Linked DNA regions of Mus musculus: region 2 is linked to region 1. The links are chromatin loops, found by intact Hi-C in ENCODE. Cell type or tissue: heart. All regions are shown on one strand. Each heading gives the region's core, and the rest is flanking DNA. Links, peaks and the distances in the headings are about the cores only.

What was found. Hi-C counts contacts between places; a loop is a spot of excess contacts. Peaks named below come from ENCODE experiments on the same cell type or tissue, not always from the same donor. Only the 100,000 strongest peaks of a DNase experiment are listed, where the experiment ranks them.
Region 2: it touches region 1 in a loop (2.2-fold over the local background); 2 of 42 quality-filtered maps call a loop at or near these places.

Annotation. Positions count from the first base shown.
Region 1 is chr10:99,080,482-99,088,817 of GRCm38, reverse strand. It overlaps the pseudogene Gm51755. Among named protein-coding and RNA genes, the nearest start is that of Poc1b, 22 kb to the left of the region's middle. In heart, for the core only: a CTCF peak has its summit at 3,706 (motif pointing right); a DNase peak (open chromatin) is centred at 3,717.
Region 2 is chr10:98,739,736-98,748,071 of GRCm38, reverse strand. No RefSeq gene overlaps it. Among named protein-coding and RNA genes, the nearest start is that of Gm40750, 63 kb to the left of the region's middle. In heart, for the core only: no CTCF peak of the experiment used is centred there; a DNase peak (open chromatin) is centred at 3,671.

The DNA of each region.
Region 1 (8,336 bases), core at 85-8,084:
GGGTGAGTAGAGAAGTTGGGGGGAGGGTATGGGGGACTTTTGGGATAGCATTAGAAATGTAATTGAGGAAAATATGTAATAAAAAATGTTAAAAAAATATCTCTTTCTCCTGAATCCAGTCCCTGACCACAAGCAAGATAGAAGTTACCCTACAGCGAGGAGAGCAAACCAGGTACCTCCTCTCTGAAGACAGAAACAGGTATACCTGGTTGAGTTGAGTATACATGGCTCCTTCTTCCAAACTCCCCAACGGCTTATCACACGGGAGACAGGACAGAAAGCAAAGTGAGAGGTCATGTTAGCTCCTAGGAAGAAGTCCTTCCACGCCGAAACAGGAACCGGGTAGGAATTAGTTGCTTCCTAAAGTCAGTTGAACTTTATGAAGCTTCATAAACCATGCTTGTACCTTCAGATTTATTTTCCCCACCCCCTGACTCAGACCCTGGCTTTCAGCATCCACAGTTCAACAGAGGGACTGATGAAATCAGTCAAATACATCAATATGCTTCCAGCTCTCCAAGGGACATCTGTGCAGGGACTGTGGCTTTGGTATAGAATGCCACCAGCTGCAAGGCACATTTGCACACCAGGGACTCTTCCTGCCTTTTTTTTTTTTCTTGGTGTCTGCTGAGACAATAGGTGGCCTGTTCTGCAGGTCTGAGGGAAAGAGATGACACACCACACAAGGTTTCCAAGCAAGAAGCAACAAATCGATTGCTCCCTGTTGTGACCAGAGTCCAGGGAGAGGAGAAAGCTTCATCTGATGAGATGATTACAGGTGTCTGAGAACGCATAAAGATGAATTGTTTTTAATGTGTATGCTTGTTTTATTGTGTGCCATTGCCAGTGGATATAAGATAGTCAAACCTATGAAACAGAAGCCTGTGGCAATTTGGAGAGGTGGGTGTTAAGGACCGGCAAGTAGAAGGTTATAGATGACAGCATGTGTTACAAAGAGGCTTTTGTACACACTTCAAACTTAGTTCTCTTAATAGTCTCTGATTTGTGAAAAGTGGTTTGAGAAACCTCAAGAACTATGACTACAAAAGCGAGCAGACTTTGTGGGATCTGAAGGCATTTGAGTTTGAAGACACTCCAGCAAAGCACAAGGTCATGTTGAGCTTTCTGCACACAGAACTGTTTCAAGTCTGTAGGTGCCTGGGAAACCTACCTGTGGTTGAGCCCAGCCTCCAGCTGGAGCTACAGAAACACCTTCTTCATGGTTGATACATTAGAAGAACCAGACCTGTGGGTGGGGCTGGGTTAGAGAGATGGTCTAGTGGTTACAAGCACCTGCTGCTCTTTCAGAGGACCCAGGTTCAGTTCCTAGCACCTACACATCAGCTCACATTTGTGACTCCAGTTCCAAAGGATTTGATGCTTTCACACATACATGTGGGCAAACATCAATGAACATAAAATTAAAAAGAAGGAGGAGGAGGAGAGGGAGAGGAGAGAAGGAGAAGGAGGAGGAGGAGGAGGAGGAGGAGGAGGAGGAGGAGGAGGAGGAGGAAGAAGAAGAAGAAGAAGAAGAAGAAGAAGAAGAAGAAGAAGAAGAAGAAGAAGAAGAAGAAGAAGAAGAAGTCGTCGTCAACATGGCACTGGAGACAGCTGTGCCAACCCATCAGACTGACCTTCAGTTGTGGCATGGGGTGTGTACATGTAGGGTGTGCTGAGATGAATATTTTAATTACAGACAAAAGCATTTTTAAAGAAGATTACAGGGAACTGGAGGATATCTTACCATCAGCAAAACCACACATGAAGCTTGGGTCCTATTCCTTACCCAGGCAAGATTTCATCTAGTGCTCCGTTACCTGAGCTTGAAAAGAGGAAGAAAATAATTCAGTAATTGAGTTGGCTTTTTCTTCAAATGGGGTCTTATGCATCCCAGGCAAGCTTTGAACACCTTAAGCAGCTAAGAATGACCCTGAACCCATGATTCTCCTACCTCAATGTCCCAAGTGCTGGAATAAGAGCTTTGTAGGACTTCACTTTCCAAGAGCTTCAAACATTCCAGGCAAATAGGCAGCCAAGTGACCTGCATTCTCAGCCATTTTGGTAATTGTGTGTTGCATATGTCTCATCATTGTCTTAGGGGTTCCATTGCTGTGAAGAGATACCACAACAACTCTCATAAAGGAAAATATTTCAGTGGGGCTGGCTTACAGTTTAGAGGTTTAGTCCATTATCATTATCCATTATTATTCATGGCAAGAAGAATGGGTAGCATGCAGACAAACATGGTGATGGAGAGGTAGCTGGAAGTTCTCTATATGTGGATTGGCAGGCCACAGGAAGAAGGACACGCTGAGCCTGGCTTGAGTATTTGAGACTCAGTACCAGTTCCCATGACCCTATGGGGGTCAATTTCATTCAAGCCACCACAGTAATTAACCACCAGTGTTACATATTTACTTGGTTATAAACAAAAGTCCCATCCCAGACAGACCATCTTGTAAGACAGCTGGACATAGTTTGATCAAGGGCACAACTCTGCTTTCCACGATCTTCTGTAGTCTGCCCTCCCTCCTCTCTAGTTTTCTTTCCACACTAGCGGTCTCCTTAGTGACGAGGTGGTTGCCAGTGACAGGTGCAACTGGGTGTGCCCCCTCACGTTGGAGGGGACAACATCCCTTCCCACAATCATATAACAAAAGCACTGAGCAGAACACGTGTGAAGAAATCCCCACGGTTCAGGAGATGTGTGTGGGTTGAATTAGGCATTATTAATTAATCTAGTCACAGAATGTAATTAAACTACCCAAGATCTTCCTAGACACTAAAGAAAAGGTGAAGACAGACAAATATATGACAGCTACTTCATAGGATAGAAATTGCATAGATGCCAAGCACATAAGGAAAACAAAACAAAACAACAACAACAACAAACGTGTACCAAAGTTTAGGAAGACCTGGTTAGAAGCAGCATTTTAGTGGAAGGCTTTAAATAGAGAGTGAATTGGAGCTAGGTAGAGGGAAAGTAGGTTATGTAGGAATTGAACAAGAGACAGTAGGGCCTGCCTGCTGGAGGCATTCTGGAGAGAATCCTAAGATATACACAGTATGCTTACATTGTGCAAACTTCAGTAATTGGTTTATTGCTCACAGGGTATTGGGGAGGTAGGAGAGAGAAAAGACTTAGGTCAAAGATTTTGCATACAGTATCAGTAGAACCCAACAGGAACCAGAAAATAAAGCATACTCAGACTGGCTAGTGGGAAGAGCATGACCCATGGGCTATTTACAAAGAAGGGCACAGCCAGGACTAAGGGACACAAGGCTGAAGACAGAACTTCCACCGCGAGGCTAGCTAGCCTCATCAGGAAGTCATTTCTGTGTCCAGGGAGCTGACACCAAGGAGCTGGGCATGGTAGAACATGCGGGTTTGCATGGGAGCAGCTGTGGGGTTGGGTAGAGGAGCACTGCCCACCTACCCCTAACAGCCCGGCTTGGAGGAGTTGAGAGAAACAGTATCTCAACGATGCATCTCGGGTGACTTTTACTGGTTAAAATCAAGCTAAGTGGTGGTGGCAAAGGAAGGTCATCAGCCTGGGGTCCAGAACAAAGCAGAAAGAAATGGAAATAGATCTCGAAGGACAAACAGAACACAAGAGGAGGGACCAACCTTTGGAGGGACAAATAAAACCACAGCACAGATCTTGTGAGCGGTAATGTAGCAGAGGTTTTGAGCCCCGCTGTCCTCTAGAGGGCGCTCCCGGACTTCACTCCTTCAGGAGGCGAACCTAGATTGCCATGGGCGCAAGGAAGGAGCTTTTGCCTAGGCAATGGAGTCTGGCGGAAAAGAATAAAGGGATTGGGGTCTGGGATAGAGATCTTCCCCCTTCGCACTTATATTCACCACACCGGGACTGATGTGCAGCAAACAAAGCCAGAACTAAGTATCTGCTGTTTGCTAAGTTCCTGATTTCCGCTAAGTCATTGAAGCAGGTAGAAAATAATTACATTACAGAGATGAAGCGAGCCTGCATTCAAACCGCGCGCGCGCATACGGTTGTGCCCTGTACTATCTCGCTCCCATGCTACTGGGTTAGTCATTCGGGCCAAAGATTTCCCTGTCTTCAAGGGCTTAATAAAGTCAGGGCTGTGTCTGTAGAAAATAGAAAATACATCTAACAAGAACAAAAAATGTACAAAGAGCCAAGAGAAGAGTACCCGGCAGATTGTTCATGTTGCAGGGGTGTGTGCTGTATTTCTTCTGACACATGGCCAGTCTTTGGCACTCTTACAGCAGGAGACAGAGCACGCAAATCTGGGGCTTATTCAAGCCCAAGGGAACCCGGAAGGCTAGCCACAAATATGTCAGCAATGGCCAAGGCTGTAGGAGCAAGAGAGGTTCTGGAAGGTTCACTTGGTCCAATTCAGTTTCTGACTTTGAGACCAAAGTTCTAATTCAAGAGTGTCAGAGAGTCTCTCACTGGGTGTTCTAACGGATGGATTGATAGTGGGTACCTGACCCATATGCTAAAAGAGACTCTCGGATTGCAAGGATGGACTTAAAGAATGCTGCGACAAATGACATCAGCCATTGACTGTGGATGAATAGGGGAGGAATCTGGTGCCAGACCAGCATTCTTTTACTTAAAATAGTCCCTCCACTGCAATAGCAGGGCAGGACTACAAGGTCCTGATAATAGCTACGGATTAAGGTAGCAGTTCCAGTTTGTTCCAGTTTTAGCACTGATCGACTGCGTCCTAGAAAATCCCTTAACTTTGGTGCCCATGAGCCAATGTCATAAGATTTTTCTCACTGATAATGGAAAAAAAAAAAGAAGTCCAATCAATAATGATCATTGTTTTTGCCTTGGACGGTTTCAGGATGTGAACATGCGTTTTATTCTGGCCTGTTCAGACTTCTCCGTATTCCCACAGTAACTGACCTCTACCCTCCTCTCGGCAGCTTTACCTGCTGACCTATGAAGTATTGGAAAGGAGCCCTCAAAGTGCCTAGCTGAAGAGCATTCCACACAGGGACAACTTACACAGCTGTGGGCACTGTTAGCACAGAAGTGACACGTGCCGAGGTATCGCTTAGGCCTAAGTCCTGACCTCTGGGGTGCCATGCTAGCTGTAACACTGCCTGCCCCATGGCAAGGCAAAGATGACAGAAGAGGAGGGCATCAGAATACCCAGCCTTGCTCTCCTCTGCTCTCTGGCCCCGTGCCAGGGTCTCCTGGCAGAGAATGAGCAAAAGCAAGTGCAACAGCGGCCCTAGTGGAGGTCAGCGTCCCAGGCCACAGAGCTCGACAGGACAATGCAGAGAACATGGCTAAGAATAACGATTTCAGGCTAAGCTGTCGTTCCTCAGCCGCCATTCTGGTCCCTCTTTTAGCTCCAGAAACACAGGTCCTAAATACAAGGCAAATGGCTTCATCATCTCCCAACCCTGATGGGGATGGAGGCCAATCAGATTCGTTTTTGGAACCTGAACTGCACTATCAGTCGTTAGCAGGGCATAAGGCAGCAAGAGAGGGAAGGAAACAGCGAAAATAAAATAACCCACCAAAGGCCCACATCTGGGCAGGTCTAATCCAATAGTCATGGATTCCTGACCCTGGCCCTCCATCCCCAGGAATCTCCATTGGTTCTGCAGTTGCCTGTTCACTGTGTGTATTGGGCTCCCAGTATAATGAGTTTAAATAGTGCTGCTCTTATTTTGTAGCAACACTTCCCATTTCTCCTTAAGAAAAGGCAAACACATTGGCATACTCAGACACACCATCGTTTGCCCTTGATCAAGGGGATGAACAGCCTCGTGTTTGCTGGTGGAGACTCTCCACATTATACAAGGACTTCAGACCACAAGGTGAGTGTTCCAAGAAGGAAACAACGCTCTCCAAGTGAAATATTAAGGGTAATGGTGAGAGGAATTGCTCCCATCCATACTCATGTCTGGGTTTCCAGAGTCTATATTGGCTGTTGATCTGACCACTTCAGAAGACAGGCTGTCTTCATCAGGGTTTCTATTTCTGCACAAAACATCATGACCAAGAAGCAAGTTGGGGAGGAAAGGGTTTATTCAGCTTACACTTCCCACATTGCTGTTGATCACCAAAGGAAGTCAAGACTGGAACTCAAGCAGGTCAGGAAGCAGGAGCTTCAGACTGCTGTAACAAAATGCCACAAGCTACATGGCTTATGGGTGCAGAAACATACTTTTCACAGTTCAAGAAGGCAAGAGATTCTGAGCTTAATGAGATTCTATATTCCCTGGCTCACAGATAATACAGCTGGTCACCTTGAGTGTTGGGAGGCTCTCTGTTGTCATACCACTAATTCTGTGAGGGCAATGCCTCCCTGAACTAATCATATTCCGAGAGTTCCACCTCTAATGCCGCCATGCTGGTGATTAAGTTTCAGCCTAAGAGTCTTGAGTCTAGGGCTAAAGAGATGGCTCAGTGGTTAAGAGCATTGGCTGCTCTTCCAGAGGTCCTGAGTTCAATTCCCAGAAACCACTTGGTGGCTCACAACCACCTATAAGGGAATCTGATGACCTCTTCTGGCCTGTAGATATATATGCAGCAGAACACTCATACATTAAATAAATAAAATTTAAGAGAGAGAGAGAGAGAGAGAGAGAGAGAGAGAGAGAGAGAGAGAGAGAGAGTCAGAGTCTTGAGTCTACAACCGTTCAGAATATGGAAGCTGGGAGAGAGACTCACTGACAGCAAGTCAAGAGACCATCATAGCTGCCACCTTCTTTAGCCTTCTGTATACATGTCCTCTGGGAGACCAGTAGGAGCTTCAAACAGCCTTTTAGAAGGTTATCCCCTTGCTTTTAGATGATCTTGATAGCAATCTTCCAAGCCTTGGATAAACCGACCAACTCACTAGCCACGCTCTGTAAATGTCCCTATCTCAGGAAACCACAAATTATCTCCTATGTGACTAACCATAACCCTTGTTCATGATAAGGGTTCCTTCTGACTTTCAGGACCAACCCAGAAAGATAGCTTCTGAAATCCGGCAGTGCCCCCTTCTTCCTCATTAAGTGGTCATGGGAAATTCCCCATGACATCAGAGTCATAATTGGAGGGAAAGTTGGGAAGCGGCAAGAAGCCTGAGTCATCTGCTTATGCAAAGAAGTGCCGAAAATAGAGCGGGAGAGGTGAGGAGAGGCGGAGCAACAGCTCGCCCACACATGCGCAGTTCCTTACCCTTAAGTTAGTGTGAAATGATTCCTTAGCGAGCATGCAGTTCCTTACCCTTAAGTTAAAGTGAAATGATTTCTTAGCGAGCCTCCTTTTCACTGTGAGAAAAATCCTCATGAACACAAAAGCTTCAACTTTTTAAAAAAAGATGCTAACAAGGCAATGAGAGATTATCTTAGCATATCTTGACACATTTAAGATAAATATCTTACAGTCTTTATTAAATAAACCAGAAGTCGAGAAGTAGACATATCTAAGATCTGTGTCTAACTGATTTTTCCTAAGAAGTCTTTAATATTTGTGTGTGTGCTCGCGTGCTCATGATCGCTCACACGTTTTCTCCCTGAGAAGTCATAGGAGTGGCTTTATTTTGTGAAATTACAAGTTTTATGCTTACGATATGTATGATTTTGTATATAAGTATTCCATATGACCCAATGAAATGTATTCTCTGTATATGATGACCTTTCTTTAAATATTTCCATAAAACAGAAACTAGATGAGAAAATTTCATGGCATACTGCACAAGGTACTGCATTCTTGCAGCTGAATCACCCAGTCTACCAGAGCTATTTGCTGACTGCTTAGAACACAAGGACTTGCCTTAAATACCACCTACCTATACAGCAGGGAGAGTGAGATATAAAAGCAATAATCCATTCACTAACCAATTATTCACATGGCTAGAGGAGATGACTTGGTCATTAACAGCACTGTCTGCTCTTCCAAAGGTCCTGAGTTCAATTCCCAGCACTCACATGGTGGCTCATAGCTAACTGTCCTGGGATCTGATGCGCTCTTCAGGCATGCAGGAGCACACAGACACACACAAACACACACACAGATAAATAAATGGATCTTTAAAAAACCAAAAATGTATTCACTAAACACCTACGATATGTTAGACAACCATCTAGACAGTTGAGATTCCATGAGTGAGCAATAAGAGACAGAACCCCTCGTCATGTGGAGCTGATTCCTTGTGAAAGGAGACTGTCAATTAACAGCAACCAACAAGCACATTACAAAGTACATTAGAAGGGAATAATAGCTAGTCAGGAAAATAAAGCAGGTAAAAGAGATACAGGGGGCTCTGGGGAGACGGTTGTAGTTTTAAGATGTCTGGCAGCAGTCACCTAGAAAGTGGTCCTTAGGCAAAGCTCT
Region 2 (8,336 bases), core at 253-8,252, 340 kb after region 1:
GCACCTGTTTACATAGTTTCCACATATTGTTAGTTATAGAAACCTAATCTCAACCCTGTCTCAAAAAAACAAAAAAACAAAACAAAAAAAAAAACAAACAAACAAAAAAAAAAACAAAAAAAGAAGAAGAAGAAGAAGAAAAACCAAATCTAATCTCTAGAAATAGACTGTGGATGATGCAGGCATTCTTTAGCAAGAGTCAGCTCAATGTGCTTGGTTGGCCAACTTGTAGCATCCAAGATGATGATTTTTATGAGGTCCCTCTGAGAAAGTCGTGGTCATTTTGGAGACATCTTTAAAAATTCTATTAGCTACTAGATGATATTTTCATGCTGTGTGTGAACTCCAAAAAATAAGGTCCAAGCTAAAGGGCTGGAAGGATTTATTTTGAGTTTACTATATGAACCCTTGTATTGTTATCTGCAAGTTAAGATACCACTGTAAATTTGCTGTTTTCCCATGGATTTTTATTAACTGACTAGATTCAACATATGTCACTCAAATGGAATGGTACATCTTATGATTCCGAACACCAGCTGTTCATGCTTGTACCAGAGTCAGTATCATATGAGACATGGATTCTGGGAAGAAGGAAAATTTGAATTGACAATGAACCACAGATTCAATGGCCAATAAGCATAAGTATATATAAAATAATATTATATAATATATAAAATAAATACAAAGATAATAATACAAAAATTTAAATTACTTTTTACTATTATTATTATAGTAATAATTGAAGCAATAGCCTCTTATTTGAAATGAGCCTTCTATGAAAAGCCTTTACAGTATATGTACACACATACACAAAAGTTCATTTTTGTTTAGAAAATATTTGTATACCAGATTTATATAAAACCCCTATAGAAACCTGGCTTTATTTTATACAATGTATAGTGAATTGACCAAATAGAATGTATATTGCCTAAGAATACACAATTTAATCTGAAGGGATGAATATTTTTAGGCATAAAAGTAAGGGAATTGTACTGGTTTAGCAAATTAGTGGTCATAGATTTTTCCAATAACCATGATTTCTAAGATTTTTTATTTTTATTTTTTTAGATAAAGTTTCAGACTGGCCTCCATATTAAAATCCTCCTGCCTCACTTTTTTCCGTCCAGGGATTGGCATATACCTCCATGCTTGGTGTGTCACGTGCAGTCTTGGTTTATTTATAGCCTTAAAATCAGCAACGGATTTTTTTTTTCTGAACACTTTTCACTATGACTTCTGGATAAGGAGATTTCTTTAGAGTGATTGCATTGTCTAAAGGCCAGATATGTCACAGCACCATTGAAATGCCGTTTGGTAGCTAGTGATGATTTACTCTAATCCGAAAGTCTTTCTCAACTTTCCTGCAAGAGAGGAAAAGACTAAATTAACAATCATTATAAAAAAAAGGGAACATGTAAAAAATGCCAAAAACAATTTGGAAATTGGGGGTGAGGGCAGAGTTGGAAATGGGGGGCATAAGAAGGGGAAAGCAGAATGCAAAGCCGTGTGATTACATGCAGTTTATTGAAATAAGTTCAACAAAATGAGTCTCGTCGTTCATGTCATTGGGGGAAATTGCCATTTTGTTCTGGGTAGGATTCCTATTTTTGGAAACTGAAAATTTGCTAAAGTAGTACATTCATCCAAAATTAGCTTGTAAAATGCTTGCAGTCAGCAGCATCTCCAGATCATGGTCAAATGGCATTTTGTGTGGATATTTGGTGACGAGATGTCTAACACAGGTTCAAGTACAATTATTCAGCGTTTCATTACCATCTTTTGCAAATTCAATATCACACCAAGCTGTTAGGAGCCGAAATATAATATGTGTTCTGTGTCTGGCAAGGACACCTAGCTACTGTACTTGAGAACCAAGGACAGCAGCCCTAACAAGTAATATGTGAGATTCTTTTCAGAGGCAAAACATTGGTGACGCTATAATCGATCACTAGCCTCACAACTTACCTCATGAAAGGAAACAAGAACTTAAAGACATGCCTGTGGCATCTAAACTGTGTCTAGTAATGACTAAATGAAGAGGTATGGGTTTAAGAGGAAAAAAAAAAAAAAAGCAGAGCAGAAAGGACAGAAACGAATCTAGAAACAAGAAGAATGACAGCAACAAAACCCAGCAAGCAAAGCCTTCTAGTACAGTGTGTGGCGTGTAGTATGTGTTCATTTTGTTTCCTGATTTTTTTTTTCTTTTTTCTCTTTGGACTGGAATTTAGGGCATTCCCTTTCTTCTGTGGCGATTGTAGGTGTGTGCTTCCACATCTGGTTGCTTCTAGACATTAAAAAAAAAAGGTCTTTTTGATCAAATTGATGTGTTGATTGATTGACTGATCGGTTGAGGTGTGTGTATGATTGTGTTTGTGTGTGTGTGTGTCTAAGGACTCACTTCTTAGAACTTGGGTTGTCAGAACTGACAGGAAGTGTCACTGAGTCATCTCACGTCCTGCCTTTACTGAGGGGAGAAGGGTAAGATCAAGAGGAGGCATCTGAGAGAAGACTTTGGTTTTTTAATCTCTGTAACAAGAAAGGAACAGCATTTATCTGTCTACATTCTTCCAGAGCCCTTGGTAAAGAACAGGGTAGGCTTGCAACCTGACCACATGCAAGTTTCTGCTTCCTCCAGCCCAGTTTAGTGTGTGGAGAAAGCAAAGCCCAACTTCTACAATGGAAATGGAATCTTTCATTGCTTTTTAAAAATCACTTTGTCTATTTATTAGTTTTGCAGTGCTAGGGACCTAATGTAGGACCTCACACATGCTAAGCCAGTGTCCTGTTGCAGGTTTTCCCCTCAACCCCTGTTAAACTACAGCTTACACGGTTAGGACTTTGCGGCTTTATTCCGCACTAGTTAAAGGGGGGTGTGGGGGGGGGGGGAAAGGGGGGAAAGGGGGGAAAGGAAAAGACATGATTGTTCCTAGGTATGGTGGAGGACAATATTTACTGTGGATAAAAGAGAGGAATAGCCAGAGACAGAAATACACCAGGAGAGCCCAGAGTGGTCGGTATCCTGAACCTTGTAGGGTGAGGAAGAGGGGAAGAGAGACACGGAGCAACCGGATGCTGCAGCCCAGAGGCCAAAGGTACAAAAAGGGGCAAGAAACTGAAATGTCTGGATTATATAGGGAAGAGCCTCTGGGAGGGAAGGACAGCCCAGCCACTGGGCTGGAGAGGTCAGCATGGCTGCCTGGGTAAGCGGGCCATCCTCTGTAACTGGTAGGGACTGAGGGATGCTGGGGGAACCTTGCCAGATTCTCTTTGATATGTTAATAAGGCACCTGCAACTCTGGTCCTGGGTTTGAAAGTTAAAAGAGCTGAAGTGTGAAACGAACGAATGGTGATTTTTTTTTTTTTTTTTTGGATCAACTTTTTAAGGAGTACTTCCTAGACAAAAGCAGTGAGTAGAGTTCCCACGTACCTAACAATTATACCTAAGTGGTCTGCTTGGAAACCTATTTGGGTTATTTTTCACATTTATAGAGTTCAAGGTAAATCCCAAACAGGGTTATAAACCACAGGAATTTTCAAGCCTATAATGGCCCCTCACCTTTTAAATGACCCCAAGGAGTGACAGGCCTCCTTGAAATCCGATCTGACTTGAGTAATTTGAAAAAATGTCTCACTCAGTTCCTGCCTTGAGGAGAAGCCGGAAGTCATGAGTCAGTTTCTCTGGTTACCATTGAGACCGCGTCAACTGAGAGAAGGCACTTTATAAACAGCAGTGAGATTACTTCCCTAACAATAAAACCTTCAGTTGTGCTTCCTCTACCGATAGGAAAGATTCGGGTAGTGTGAAAGATTTGGGTAGGGTGAAGACTTATGGAGAAGAGGCAACCTTGCTGTGCTGTGGAACCAGAGTTTGTTCTGTAAAATGTTCAGGCAGGAGAAGTAATGCCGTGTAATGACACCTGCAAATTTATTATTACACTGAGGCTGCTGTGATAGGGCCACAAGATAATAAATCCTGTGAGAAACCGGAATGATATGGAAAGACCACATAAAGGAGGACTTGGGTGCTTCAGTCAGCCAGCCCTGGGTAAGCTTCCGCCAAGTGAGCATGCACCACTTTGGAGTTTACTCCAGCCTGGCCACTGGGAGAATACACATTCAAGTCAGGGACACGGAGCTAAGTACTGCTTAGCTGAGGCCAATCAATGTTTGATATCATTAGTAGCAAAGGAATAATTGTGGCTATTATAAGCTACTAAATTTTGGGGTAGAAGGTCACATTTTAAAATTCAGAACCATTAAGCCTGACGACACAAATGTGTAAGATGTCTGGCTAACAAAGAGTTACCCGTGTTTCTGAAATACAAATCCATACACTCACACACCCACGTGTGTGGTTTTTTGTTTGTTTGGTTTTTTGTTTGTTTGTTTGTTTTTTGTTTTCCTTAATTTTTGGAATGAGTAGAGACTAGGAGCTATATCCTCAAAAGGCCCCAGAATACTCAGATAACTTGAAAAATATGCTATTAAAAAGTTGTGAAGAAGTGTCAGGAAGAAGAAGAAGAAGAAGAAGAAAAAGAAGAAGAAGAAGAAGAAGAAGAAGAAGAAGAAGAAGAAGAAGAAGAAGAAGAAGAGAGAGAGAGAGAGAGAGAGAGGACACGTGTGTGTGTGTGTGTGTGTGTGTGTGTGTGTGTGTGTGAGACAGGGTTGTATTGGTTTCATCTGGTCACTGTATTATGCCAGGACACCCTAGGGGAAGCTCTTGGACTTCAACATTCTGCCCAGATTCTTCTTTTTGAGTTGCACGAGAAAGCTTCACTCTTTTATTATTTTCATATTGAATTAGAAGCTCTTTTACATAAATATAATTTTCTTCAGCATCTGTTGATTTTTTTGGACCATGAAATTTAGCAGGAAATTAAAAGCATGAAGATTTGCATAGCATAATGCTGAGTTATGCAAGTTTGAAATAGGTCTTTATCTAATTCTGTCACAGAAATCTGTTTTTTAGGAGCAGAAGGCTCGGCAGGCTCACATTACTCATTTGTGCGTTTGCGAATGCCACCTCACTCTCCTCCCGAGATGACTCTGTGGCTCACCAGCTTCAACAGCCAGTCGAAAATGCACTTGCCAACAGCCTCGGTCGGATGCCAGCTCCTGGGGGGCTTTGACTGTGGTGGACAGCTTGACACGGAAGTAGCCGGAGTCAGGACAGAGTCAAGGTCGGGAGATAAAGTCGAGGCTTTAACCCCGGTGGCAGTCAGCATCGTCCATCTTGGCATACAGAACGGAGTACAAGGCCAAGCACTTAATGAGAATCTTTCGGAAACCTTGAATTGTATCGGTCCTCCATCTTCTGTCTGTCTTAGGAAGCAACACGCTGACTTCACGAAATGCTTTCAAGAACGCTAGGAGGTGCATGGTATATGCTTATAGCCCCTCACAGACAAAGGGGTTTCTTCAGGCCAGTGATCAAATACCAGTGGCTCAATTTCTGGTCTGAAGTTGTTCACAGATGTTCTGGTGTTGACAGATTGAACATTTAGCCCCTCTTTTTTTTTTTTTTCTCTATACCTGTTTCCTGGGTGAGACCCGAGTCCCTCTTAAAAACTCAGTTTAAATACTTCAAAGAAGTATCCATTTCTCTACCGCCTGGGTTTGTAATCTTCAGCTAGGAACTCCTCATACCATCCTTTAGAGGGAAACCATCTATAATGCCAATTGTTTAGTTTTGGAGCCGGAGAACATTTTATATATCAAAACAGACCTGGCTTCCAGGTTCTTCCAGCATCCCTCAGTCCCTTCCTGGCATTCCCTGCGCCCCCAACCTTGAACGTTCCAGCCTTGGGGCTGGGCTGCCCTTTCCCCAGAGGTCTCTCTCTCCTCTCTCTCTCTCTCTCTCTCTCTCTCTCTCTCTCTCTCTCTCTCTCTCTCTCTCTCTCTCTCTCTCCCACTCCCTTCCTCCTCCTCTCCCTCCTCCCCCTCCATTCTCTCTCTGCGCACTCTCCCATTCTTTCTCTCACTGCCATCTCCTCATGGTGACTTTCCTGGCCTCAATCCTTGGGGCCATCGAAGAACAGCTTTCCAGTAAACCTGCCTTTAATATAATCTAATCTGGCTTAAATTGGCTCATTTCACCAAGGGAAATCTATCACCAGTAAATTGTGTTGTTTTAATGAAAGCCCTCATTGCAAGCTAAATGTGGTGGCAAATGCCTGTTATCTCAACAGGTTTGAAGCTGGGGCAGGAGGAGTGAGTAGCCATTTTAGGCTACAAGGTGAAATCCTGTCCGGCAAACAAACACTCTCATAAACAAACACTCCTCCTTCATGTGAACTCCCGATCTTGACACTTGTTACAAAAGGGGTGAACAGCTATTTGTGTGTGTGTGTGTGTGTGTGTGTGTGTGTGTGTGTAGATAGGGCAAGCTTTACTCTTAATCAAGAGTGTGTGCTTGGAAGATCGAACACACGGAGAAAGGCAAATAATACACTTGGCTTTTGTTCTAACCCAGATAGTGACTGTGTCCTTCCCATTGGCTGGGGTCCAACCCTTAGTCAACAGTCACACCGGAAATGAAGGAGGAAGGGGGCAGGGATCGTTGTTCCTGGAAAGTTGCAGGGGGTCTTTTTCTGTAAACTAAGGTTTTGCATGTGTGGGAGATTAAAATATTTGTATAAAAGTCTTTCAAGGTACTTATGGGAAGATACAAAGATTTGAATTCCTTATCAGGAATGCAAGTTTTATAGTATTTAATAGAAAACACAGAAATATATTAAATATTTCTTATAAATCCTTCTTGTTTTTAAACATTCTTTTCTTTAAACTCACTAAGTTCTGGGCTCTCTTTTTCTGTCCCCTCTTCTAGTAAGCAGGTTCAAGAGGGAAGGAATACCTGTGGTAGTTGATTTAGGACAAAGAATTAATGAGCCTGGCTATTTCATCTGCATGATTTAAGGTGAGCCAACCTTTTAGGCATGGTCCTTTGACCAGGAGATTGACCTGGCCCCGTTGTAATATTAGGCCAGCACCCAGGGGCTTATCTTCTCTTGAGCACCAGAAATTTCTCTAAACAGGTTTTCATTGCTGCCTTAACATTCTGCCTCCCCAAAGAAGTAACTTCAAAATACGGTTAGGAACTAGATCAGAGATCAGAGCTGCCCAATGCTTTTTGGTATCTTTTGCCTCTGGCAAGGGTGAAGCTGCCTTGGGACCGATGAGACATTTCCAGCTTTTGGTTAAGAAAGAAAGTGGATATTTTTCTTTACCCTAAACTCCCTAGCCAGTTTTTTACCTCCTGTTCTTATCACTCCTTCTCCTTCCGAAGACGTAAGCCCAACTGTCATTATGAGATTGGGGTGCTGATTGGCCTGACTTCTTATAGTTGAATTTGGGGTGTTAGATGCAGCAGTTTAAGAGACTCTCCCTCCAAAGGGTCTTATCTAAAAGACACCAACTATCAGATACATGATTGCAAGTCCTTGGCTTGTGCCTAGATAGAGAGTTTAAACGTCCATTAGTCATTAAAATCTCTTTATGAACTCGCAAGATCCCCCATCTATTGGGCTCCTCATGCTTCTTCATCCTCTCAGGTTGTTCTCCAGAGCCCAGAAGGTTCCTTTTGGTGGCTGTTGGATCAGCTGGAAGGCAATGTATGCCCTTCCATATGGCTTCTAGATAGGGAGAGAAAAGAGATATTTAACCATCAGTTAAGCTTTAGTTTAAAACAATGGTGGATTTGTCTCCTTTGGCTGGAGCCTGGTGCTGCAGTGAGCCAACCTTTGAAGTGCTATATCTGAGCAACATTAAAAAAAAAAAAGACTCAAATAATTATTGAGGTAGACTTGTCTAAATACCATCTCATGTAGACTTATATCTAATGTCTGGGGAGTATAAGCTCCTGGATGGTGACCAATCTCTAGTCTTTGGTTATACTTTCCTGCTGAGTGTTTAATAATGTGCAGCTGGGCAAATTAATTACTTTTTGTATTGTCTAGGCCAGTTGGGGATCTGGTATTCAGGGATCCCTTGAGAGGAACCCTAGGCTCCTTTGGCCTTTCTTTTACCAGTTCCGAATCCCCAAGATGGAAAAAGAAATACAACTGACCCAAATTCTCATGGCCAAATGAATGAAGGCAAGCAGTTAATTAAAGCAAACATTTCTATTTGTATGTACAGGCTGTCTTCCCTGAGGCAGGTTTGAGGGGTCAGGATTAGATGTGAGGAACAAAAGGGTTTTATAGCTCAAAGGTAGGGAAGTTTCCAAATAGGGGATTTGGTGGGCAAAACAGCTTGGGCTGTAAGAGCAGAACGTAAGCATAGCAAGTTCATCACAATGACCTCCTGGAATAAGACATGATTCCAAGAGGGTCCTTACA